Linked DNA regions of Mus musculus: region 2 is linked to region 1. The links are chromatin contacts, found by Hi-C in ENCODE. All regions are on one chromosome and are shown on one strand. The core of a region is the stretch at or near the end of the contact, and the rest is flanking DNA. Distances in the headings are between cores, read along the strand shown. Region 1 holds the start of Khdrbs2 (KH domain containing, RNA binding, signal transduction associated 2). Region 2 overlaps Khdrbs2 (KH domain containing, RNA binding, signal transduction associated 2).

Evidence for each region. Hi-C counts contacts between places; a loop is a spot of excess contacts on that map.
Region 2: a map of left cerebral cortex shows a loop between it and region 1 (2.7-fold over the local background). The contact joins the enhancer-like site here to the promoter of Khdrbs2 in region 1. A Hi-C loop is called at or near these places in 2 of 37 maps with a recorded cell type or tissue (both left cerebral cortex).

Annotation. Positions count from the first base shown.
Region 1 is chr1:32,170,209-32,175,300 of GRCm38, forward strand. Khdrbs2 (KH domain containing, RNA binding, signal transduction associated 2) reads left to right here and starts at 2,514. Exons shown (of 9, transcript NM_133235.3): 1 at 2,514-2,800. The coding sequence starts at 2,710.
Region 2 is chr1:32,299,510-32,304,217 of GRCm38, forward strand. The region is part of intron 2 of Khdrbs2 (KH domain containing, RNA binding, signal transduction associated 2); the gene reads left to right. Among named protein-coding and RNA genes, the nearest start is that of Gm25814, 89 kb to the left of the region's middle. Within about 2 kb of position 2,085, at least 1 of the 3 ENCODE cell types and tissues checked has a DNase peak (open chromatin) inside an H3K27ac peak, as active enhancers do; it is left cerebral cortex, where a contact is called at or near this core.

The DNA.
Region 1 (5,092 bases), core at 1,264-3,763:
TCTCTCTCTCTCTCTCTCTCTCTCTCTTTCTTTCTTTCTTTCTTTCTTTCTCCTTCCTTCTTTCTTTGTATGCATTTCTGTGAGTTGACTCACCTGTGAGTACTTAGGGGCCAGAAGAGAAGACAACCCTGTCCTTTATTTACTCCTTTGAAGGAATGTCCCTCCCCCCACCCTAAATATGTGGCTCATCCTTTCTCAGCTAGTCCAGAAGGGAGGTAGCTTTGGTGATCCTCTTGTGTTTGCCCACTGTAGAGATGACATTACAGGCATTTGGGGGAAACTAAGCTTGCTATGAGGGTGAGAGAAACCAGTCTTCATAACAGGGAAACAAGTCCTCTTGATGACTGGTCTATCTGTCCAGATTGTTATTGTGAATGTGTTCTGTGGCCGTGTGTTATACAAAGGTTGATTGAAACAATGAAGGAAGTACAAATGCTTTAACTTATTTAATAATTTATAATGTGTATATCCCACTAGTGTGGCAAGATAAGCTGAATAAATTTCTTGGATGTTCATAGGATATGTAAAAGAAATAAATATGTGTCTTCTACATTCACCACAGAACATATTCTGTAGAATATGTGCCTTATGCATCATTTGGATACTAATTGACTTGTGACATTTTTCTTAATAAACCACTTTTGAAATAATGGTACAATAAGCAAAATTGAATCTTAAATTGTCTTTCAGGACTAGAACTCAGGTTGAAAATCAATTAAGGTATGATTGAGTCTTCCTAGCATCAGAAGAGGGAAGCATATAAATAGTTATAATTTATTTATGTATAACCACACATATTCTATTCAACAATAATTTATTTATAGGTTATCAATTTATTTACATTTGTATTTATAAGATAAAATATTTAATGCACAGTTTTGATGGCCTCAAAATATATGAGTCAGGGGAGAACGCAGTGATTTGGAGTCACCTACTGGGAACATATGGATTTGAATGTGGATGAGGGCACCCCTCCAGGGTATTTGGGTTTTTGCCTTTGGTTGCTAATCCTCTGGAGGTGAATAATAAGAATATTGGTTTCTAAGGGTCAATATAGCTTATTTTTATTTTGTGATGTCCATTATGTACTAAATACACAAAGTACTCTACAGATTAGGATTATGTGTAGTCTAGTATTATTTCTGACATTTGTCATGTGTTTCTGGTTCTCTTTGTCATCACTCATTAGAAAGCATCCCCGTGAGAGAAAACACAACACAGTATGTCTATCTCATTTGGCAATTATTCAAGTCCAGTCTCTAGACCCTTTTCAATACTTTTAAACACTAATTGGATGTATGCACAGTCTAAAAGTGTCTAGCATATGGGAGAGTAGGGTAAACCCTGCTGTCTGAAGCTTCATACTACTTACATTTGAATTTTAGCCTCAGCTTTAGCATAGCTATGAGGTATATTACACCGACTACAGAAGCAAAACCTGGTATCTCTGGGTTGCTCAGTGTTTTTCTGAGCTGGAGTGAGTTATCTCATGGATGTGAAACATGTTAACTTTTTAAAATGTCATACAAAAATCAATATAACATCCTAATTTCACCTAAAATAAATACTTAGGTAACACTGTGGACAGAATAAGAGAAATTAGGAAACTCCCAGCAGGTTTTATATACTGGGAAAGTTGTCCCAGGTGAATGGGTGGTAGAAATATTGACAAGGGATTGTTTGGGAAAAGATAATTTTAAAGAAAGAATCATTTCATTTTAAGTAGACAAGGTACAGCTCAGGGGTCCCATCTGGAAGGGAAGGGTACCTCCCTTATCCCTCCTTCCTTGGCGATGATTCTTGTGGGTAAAATACTCATTTAAATAAAGGTGGGGCATATACAAAGTAGTTCAGCAGCATTCCCATGGCAGCGAAAGAGACCCTGATGTCTAAAATAGGAGAACATCAGAGCGACAGAAGTTAGGCATCATCTAGCTTCTTTCATTCACAATTCTCCCCGCTAAGTTTACACAGTGAGTGAATTTTGCACCATAAGAATGGGTGGATCCCTAGAACTAATTCTGTATCACGGGCAAGGTACACTGGAAGCGTTTTGCTCTACTACAGAATCCAGGCACTTCTTCATTTGTACATTAGTGGACATCCTTCTGCCCCAAGATATAGGTCATGGGAAACACAGCCCACATTTTGTCTCAGATTTCCAACCTTGCCCAAGAGTCTGCGATCATCCAGGGGAGAGACACCTGTGCCTTGGAGACCTAGGTGAAGTGCTCAGCCTCTGTGCTCATGGGGCACACATTCTTGCTCTCTCATCCTCGTGCCTGCCTGGCAGCCCGCACCCACTCCACAGCACTGGCCAGGCCTGAGAACACGGCGGGCTAAGGCGGCCAGGAGAGTGCGCTTGCACTTCGCACACCCCTCCCCTCCGCAGCAGCCTCCTGCCACTCAGGCGACTCGACTTGCGGCCCCGCCCAATGATAGTCCATAGTCTCCGCGTGCGCCCCGCCCTCGGACCCCGCTTCCAATAGGAAGCCGGCGGGGTTGGGCCGCACGGGCATCCTCTCCAGCTGAGGCCACGGCCGGAGCCTGGCTGGGGCGCGGGAGAGGCAGGTACCAGCGCGGTCTGCGCAGCCCCAGGCGCTAGAGCTGCGCTCTACGGTGGAAGAACGGTTCCCGGGGGAGCCAGGGACCAAGGCGTCGGAGCGGGCGGAAATTGCGCCTGACCGGGCACGGTCCGAAGTCCGCGCTATGGGAGAAGAGAAATACTTGCCTGAGCTGATGGCAGAGAAGGATAGCCTGGATCCATCTTTTGTGCACGCGTCGCGCCTTCTGGCGGAAGGTAGGACCGGCTGGGCTCCTGCCAGCCCCGGCAAGGCGAAGTTGGGGAGGGCAATCTCTCAGCTGGGCAGAAACTGTCCCTGAGAGCCCTTTCCTAATGCAGGAGGCACAGTGCTGGATGCCTGGCTCCTCGGAGGCTCAATTAGCCCTGAGGTCTAATGGCAGAGTGATGCGACCTGTTAGGGTCCTGGACAGGGAAACTAGCAAGTGTCAGGTGATCCACCGGGACCTTGTTACTTTGCAGAAGCCAGCAAAATCAGTTCAGGAGTAAATGCGATCCATGGAGTGTTCTGAGAGTATCTTGGTCACAGATTAACGTTATTATATATTTATTTATTTATAATATATATTTTTCCTTCTGCGTTTCAAAGTGATTTTGATAGCTTTTAATAGGTATTTTCCCTGGAAAGTCTTAGAATTATTCAACAATAAAGTATGCATGTTCGTATATTTATGTGAGCGTGGTAAGCAGAGGCTAAAGTGCTTATAAATGTAATCGAAACGTGATGATTGGGTACTATGCAAGATACTGGTCCCTAGGAACGCTCCATAATTGATCAACTGATTTTTAAACCAGGTGTGCGTTTTCTTTTGTGTACCTGTGATGTAGCAGAGATTCAGTTCCCAGAGGAACATCTATGTCTTGCCTTTTGCATTGCTTTGAAAGGTCGTTTGAAAAAAAAGGTACACATGAAAACTTCTCCGTCAGAAATATTAACCCAATATAGTTCCATATATGTGAAACAATGGTAGCAACTGAAGACATCCAGGATACCTGGTACCCTGCACTCTCCTATTTAACACAACTGCAGAATTTTTAGATGAATGTTTTATTAATAATGAAGTGCTTCATCATCAAACTGGCTAGAGTGTAGCTTTGTAGCCTGAGGTCTTACCCACTAGAAGAATCAGTGACATCTTTCTCTCAGCATGCCCCTCAGCATTAAGATACTTTTGAGATTTACTTGTGTATCATAGAAAGATTTTTACTCCTCATACGATTCAGAGACATTAGATGCATTTTGGCATTTTTAGTGGTTGCTATTTATTATAACCTATAATAACAAAGTATCTCATGAAAGACTGCCAGGAAAAAATGTGGAATGTGAAATACTTATCCTGTTTTCAAGGGAAAAGCTGGCTTTGTAGAGTAGTTAGGCAGTGAAATGCAATCATGTTTACCACTACCTAATAATCAAGTCATAATAAATTAAACTGAAATACTAAAGTTACGAACAGTACTCTTCTCTCCTGTTGGAGAGCAACTGCATATTGGAAAATAATGACTCAATAAACATGAACAGATTTAAAATGTGTTCTTTGATTTGTTTGCTTCAGTCAGTTCTTCAGAAGTATTTCCATTCAGTGTACAATGAAAGAAGATTCAAAATCTTCTCTGACCTGGAGCTCTCTTTGGGACAGATGGCTCAATAATTAGCTCATTTAATAATTTAATAATTTAATAATTAGCTCAATTAATGTGTATTAATTGTATTTCTAAAACTTACAGAACTAAGAGATGTAGATAAAAGTCTTACCAGGGTGAGATGCATGAGTATTTTTGACCAGTAAAAGAGTTAGGAGACCACGAAGTATCTGGTTTCCTGCTGATTTTTTCTTTCCCAAACACTAGATTTCTTCAGATTTAGGAAATCATTCTAATGTACCTTGTAATTTAATTTTTTCCCAGCAGGGGGAAGCATGGCCTGCTTTTGTAATGGGTTATTTTAAAAAGCTCAGGACTAGAAAGGCATCTCAGTAAGAAACAAAGAGGGTGCCTAAATTTCAGAGAATTCCTAATGAGAAAAGAGAGAAAGAGAAGGAAAGAGGTGGCGGCAGTAATCCTAGAGTAGTCAGATAGTTCCATAAAAAGATGCACAGGGCCGCCATCACTTCTGTAACTGTACACATGCTTACTAGAGTGTAAGGTAAGCGTGCTTTGGAGTCTCAGCGAATCATAATGCACATGTTGCATTATAGATTTTTTTCCATTGTCTTCTCAAAGGCCATTTGTGAGGGTTTCTAGGATCACTGTAGAGATTTTATTTCTCATACCTGGAAATGCTGCGTTTGAAGGCATCGGCTATAAATAAACCTGACACAGATACTCAAATGGAAGGAAAGTGCACACTGGAGTGCATGTCAGCAGTGCTGGGCAGACAGTCTTGAGACTGAGGGGGGCAGTAAGAATGATCTAGATGATTCCATTCTTTGGAATGAGTTTCGAGAGGCAGAGATATAAAGCAGGGAGCTCTCACAATGGCTTACTTTGCTTTCTGGTTAGTGATAGATA
Region 2 (4,708 bases), core at 835-3,334, 130 kb after region 1:
TATAGGAATCGCTTGGGACAAAAGTTGGGGTGTGGTAAAGCTAACTAAAAGTCAGGAACCACTTACATTATTGATATCCTGTCTTCCTTTTATAACAGGATTTCTGTAATTAGGTTAGTAATGATATTTATTTATAGAAGACTTTTGAAGTCTATTCATTTATCCTACTGTATTTCATACTCTTTAGGAGTAATATTGTTCTCATCATACCTCTGAGGAAGGAAAAATAAAGTGTGGGGTGGTTTAATGATGAGCTTATTTATGAAGAAAATTCTCATATTTGCAAGCCTTTTGTTAAATCATGGTATCATCTCTTCTTGGTCTCTTCTTATAGTACATGCACAGTTGAACAGAAAGACCTAAATTGATAACTCATTTTTTTCCTTTTAATTCTTAGGGAGTTGGCCACTTTCTTAGTTGCTGGCTGTCAGTTTCAGCTGTGTGAACTGAGATACCATTAATGGGTAGGATTTGTAGTGTCCTATGTCAGGTAGCTCTCCATAACTGGTAACTCACACGTGTGCACAGCACCTCACACATTTAAAAAGTCTCTAGCAAGCCTAACGCCTGACCTACAAACCTATGATCAGACAGTGTGGGTATCTGCTTCTAAAAGCATTTGAAACAATGCTTCATAGTGATAGCTTTCTTTTGTTACAGCCATAGAAAGATCACTTGACATGACTCTCTGTGTATAGAAAAATAAATACATGAAGCAATGCTTATTTGTCTCTGAGTTAGAAAATACAGGTCTAAATATAGACACCAAAATCAGTTTTTTTTCAAACAAATTTTGTAAATTAAATTCTGTATTTTTCCCTCACGATGTATGTATGCACATATGCATGTGTATCGTATGTGGGTATATGTATTTCAACTTCACTACACCTATTTCCAGTTCTCTCTTAATTGTAGGTCTTACCTACCTTCATGTATGTCATGTTTAGATATGCAGTGAAGGATGTGTTCCATCGGTTCTTAAGAGCTACGGCCTTATTGTATGACCCCATCAGGCTCACACTCAGGCTACACTGTACTAGGTGCTTCCTACTTCCTACTTCCCAACCCACACAATTCTCTCTCTCTCTCTCTCTCTCTCTCTCTCTCTCTCTCTCTCTCTCTCAAATAAAATGGACAAATCAAAACCAAGAGGACAGAATTACTCAGGCTCCCATACTTAAATCCCAAATCACTTAGCTATCATAACTTTTGCTGATATTTTAGTTTTTCTTTGAAATCTTTCTCATTTGTTTAACAATTCCTGGAAAGATTTGTAATTGACTGCAGTTCTGAGGTATCAGATTCCCCACTGTTCTGATAATACTTGTATTTTACTATGCTGTTAAAGCATAGAGACCATTAAAGTCTTCAATAGACAAAGTTCCCACTTACCTAACCTATTTCAGTGAGATTAAAATGTTGTGAAATTGTCACGCAGAAACATATTAATCAAAAACAGTACCAGATATTCTGGGAGAATGCTCAGGAGACAAAATTGCTAGCTGTGTAAACCTTACATCAAGGGGTTTGATTCCCAAAACTCACATGAAAATTCAGGTGCAGAAGCATGTATGGAATTTTCCAGAATTCCTATGGTAAGGATGGGAGGTGAGACATGAGGGTCCCCCAGGAACTTATAGGCCAGATAGCCTGGAATATACATCAGGGCAGCAGAAATTGTGAGATAATGGCCCAATAGAAGGTGGTGGCAAGGTAGAGCAGTCTCTAAAAGGGTTTTCTCTGATCTAAACATGTGCTATGACATGCTTACCATCTCTCTCTCTCTCTCTCTCTCTCACACACACACACACACACACACACACACACATACACACACACACACACACAAAACCAAACACACACTTTCACAGCACACACATATTCATATACACATGCACACATATACAAACAGGTTAAGAAAAAAATTTAAATGCAGTATAATTGGTTCTTTATGAAGTTTTCATCCCTTGCAATTACATAACTGTTCTCATTTATAGAACGAATCATCATAGCAGATGTGAAGTTGGTTTTATCACTTTTCACTAAGTTCTAGCCTTCACTTGTATGCTTCTCATGGGAGCTCAGCGAACAGATTTTCCAGCATATAAATCCCCGTGGAGATGCCCTATTTATTCAGTGTTCCCTGCATCTTCGATGCCCAAAGGTTTTCTTCTGATGCTCTTCTTCATTGTGATATTTTTAATGTTCTTGGTACAGATGACTCAAGCCACAGAATTGCTTAATGCAATCATTTGCCCCGTTAAAGCAGTGTTTACATTACTCTCCATTAACTGAGGAAATAACTCAGGTTTTAGGATTACATAAATGTTCTTTCCATCTTGTGAAAGAAGCTTTGCAGGTGCAAATGCCAGCTTGAGGAGCCATGGCTTAGTTTAGCTATAGACTTTCACATTTGTAAACAAGATTTCTGAGGTAAGATTCAAAAGGAATAGTTTGTCCTGGATACTATTTATTTTCCTTCCCCCTTTGTCTATTTATACACTTTAACTAATATATGGTAGATGTAAGCTCCATTACAAAATCTCTGAGTGTGTGTATGTGTGTGTGTGTGTAAATACAGATGCACGCATTCTATTACATGAATATAGATATCAGAAGATGATTTGACGGTTGTCACTCACCTGCAAGCTTGCTTGGGACACGGTCTCCTGTTATTCGTAACTTTCTATGCTGGGCTAGTTGGACTTTTAGCTTCTGATGATTGTTCCTTTTCTACCCTCCATCTCACTTTAGGAATGCGGGAATAACATATTTTCTGATCCTCACTCTTTTTAAAAATCACTTTATTTCATTTATACTTCAAATGATATCCTCCATCCCAGTCACCCCTCCACAATCTCCCCATCCCATTCCCTCCTTCCCTGCTTCCCTTTACCTCTATGAGGATGTTCCTCCACCCACCTACCCACTCCTCTATTGCCCCTATGCTGAGGCCTTGAGCCTTCCTCCCCTCCCATTGATGTCAGATAAGCCATCCTTTGCTACATATATATCTGGGGCCAAGGATCCCTCTATGTGTACTCTGGTGGGTGATTTACTTCCTGTGGCCTCTGGGTGGTCCAGTCAGTTGATATTGTTCTTCGTATAGGGTTGCAATCCCCTTCAGCTCCTTCATCCTTCCCCTACATTTTCCAGTGGAGTCCCCAGGCTCAGACCTATGGTTGGCTGTGAGTATCTGCATCTGTATGGGTCAGGTACTGGTAGAACCTCTCACAGGCATATCAAGCTCCTATCTTCACTCTTATGGCACATGAGTGTATCCACTGAGCAGTCTCTTAGCCTAACTAAACTCTCTTCTTAAATAGTAACAAAGTAGGTTTTCCTAATGCATCAACACTTTTAAAAAATCCAAATATAAAGATCAAGCATTAGAAAGGAATGCACTGAAGATACCTGAGACCCAGCCTACACATCCTGAGTCAGAAATGCACAATTGCTTGTTTTCTTCACCTTCCCTTACTTTTATCTAACAAATTTTCCCTTTATATCAGTATATCTGAAGTTCCAGACCATCGAATACTTCAAATTTTCTAAAGAAAGATGTAAGGCCTGAAGTGACTAACGTTAGAAATTATAACACAGATCTTGGTTGGTTGTTAATACCTTCTTAATTTCAACAGCTTTGTTAAAGTAAAATTGTGCTTGTCTGTTGCTGTAATTTCATGTTTTTACAAGAACATTCCTCTCTAAGTATCAGTATAAACATGATAATGAACAGATTCTCTACCTTCAACTTTTCCTTCTCAGAAGATTGTTTTTTAATCTCTAACTCCTATGCCTCTTTAGCTGATACAGTCTCCAGGGAAATTATCATTGTGTTTTTGTAATTATGTATGATTTTGCATGACATCACATTTTGCACTAACAAAATTCTGCTGTTTGAGGGCAGCCTTTCAATTCAGTGCATGCAATTATTTGGAGATGCCTCAGACCACTAGCCTATTAAAAAGAGGCTCCTTTCTATTGTGAGTCACATCCTTTAGGGAGCCTGTAGTATTTACTCATTGATTGAATGATGAACCATTTGGTATTTTTTTTCTAGGTGTTGTTAATCGACATAAAAATTCTGTAACCATCAAAGGAGTGAACATTTTTGTTAAGGCAAAGAAACTCTGTTATATAAAATGATGAACTTCAATTTGAGTATGTGAATCATCACTTAAGACACCTCCAAGCTTGTAAAAAGTAGTTGTGCCATTTAGTATTTCTATAAGTAATATATGTAAATGTCTCTCTTTCATCACTGATCCTTGATATGGTCATTATTTTTAAACTTGCACCTTTCCAATAGCAAAGCTTCAATAGTACGCAATGGTTTCAGCATACTGTTCTTTGATCAGTACTGGTAAATGACAGTCAGCAGAGCATATTGTCATGTGTTTTTGCCCTGTCAGCAGATCTTTATGGTGTGCATCTGGGGTGTATGTTTCCTTTCTTACTACTAGGTCTTGAACTCTCTCTCTGTGTTTTTGGATACAACTCCACAGCTAGATCTGGGCTCTGAAGGTTTACCTCATTGCATGCTTTTTTTTTTTCTTTTGAAGAATAGACATTTAAATTTTGATAAGATCTGTTTAATGAATGTATCAGTGTTTCCTGTTATGGGAACATTGTGCTTATGGTCTCATACAGAAGACATTTTATCATCAAAGTAAGAAAGAATTTTTGTATTGTTTAAATTCATGGC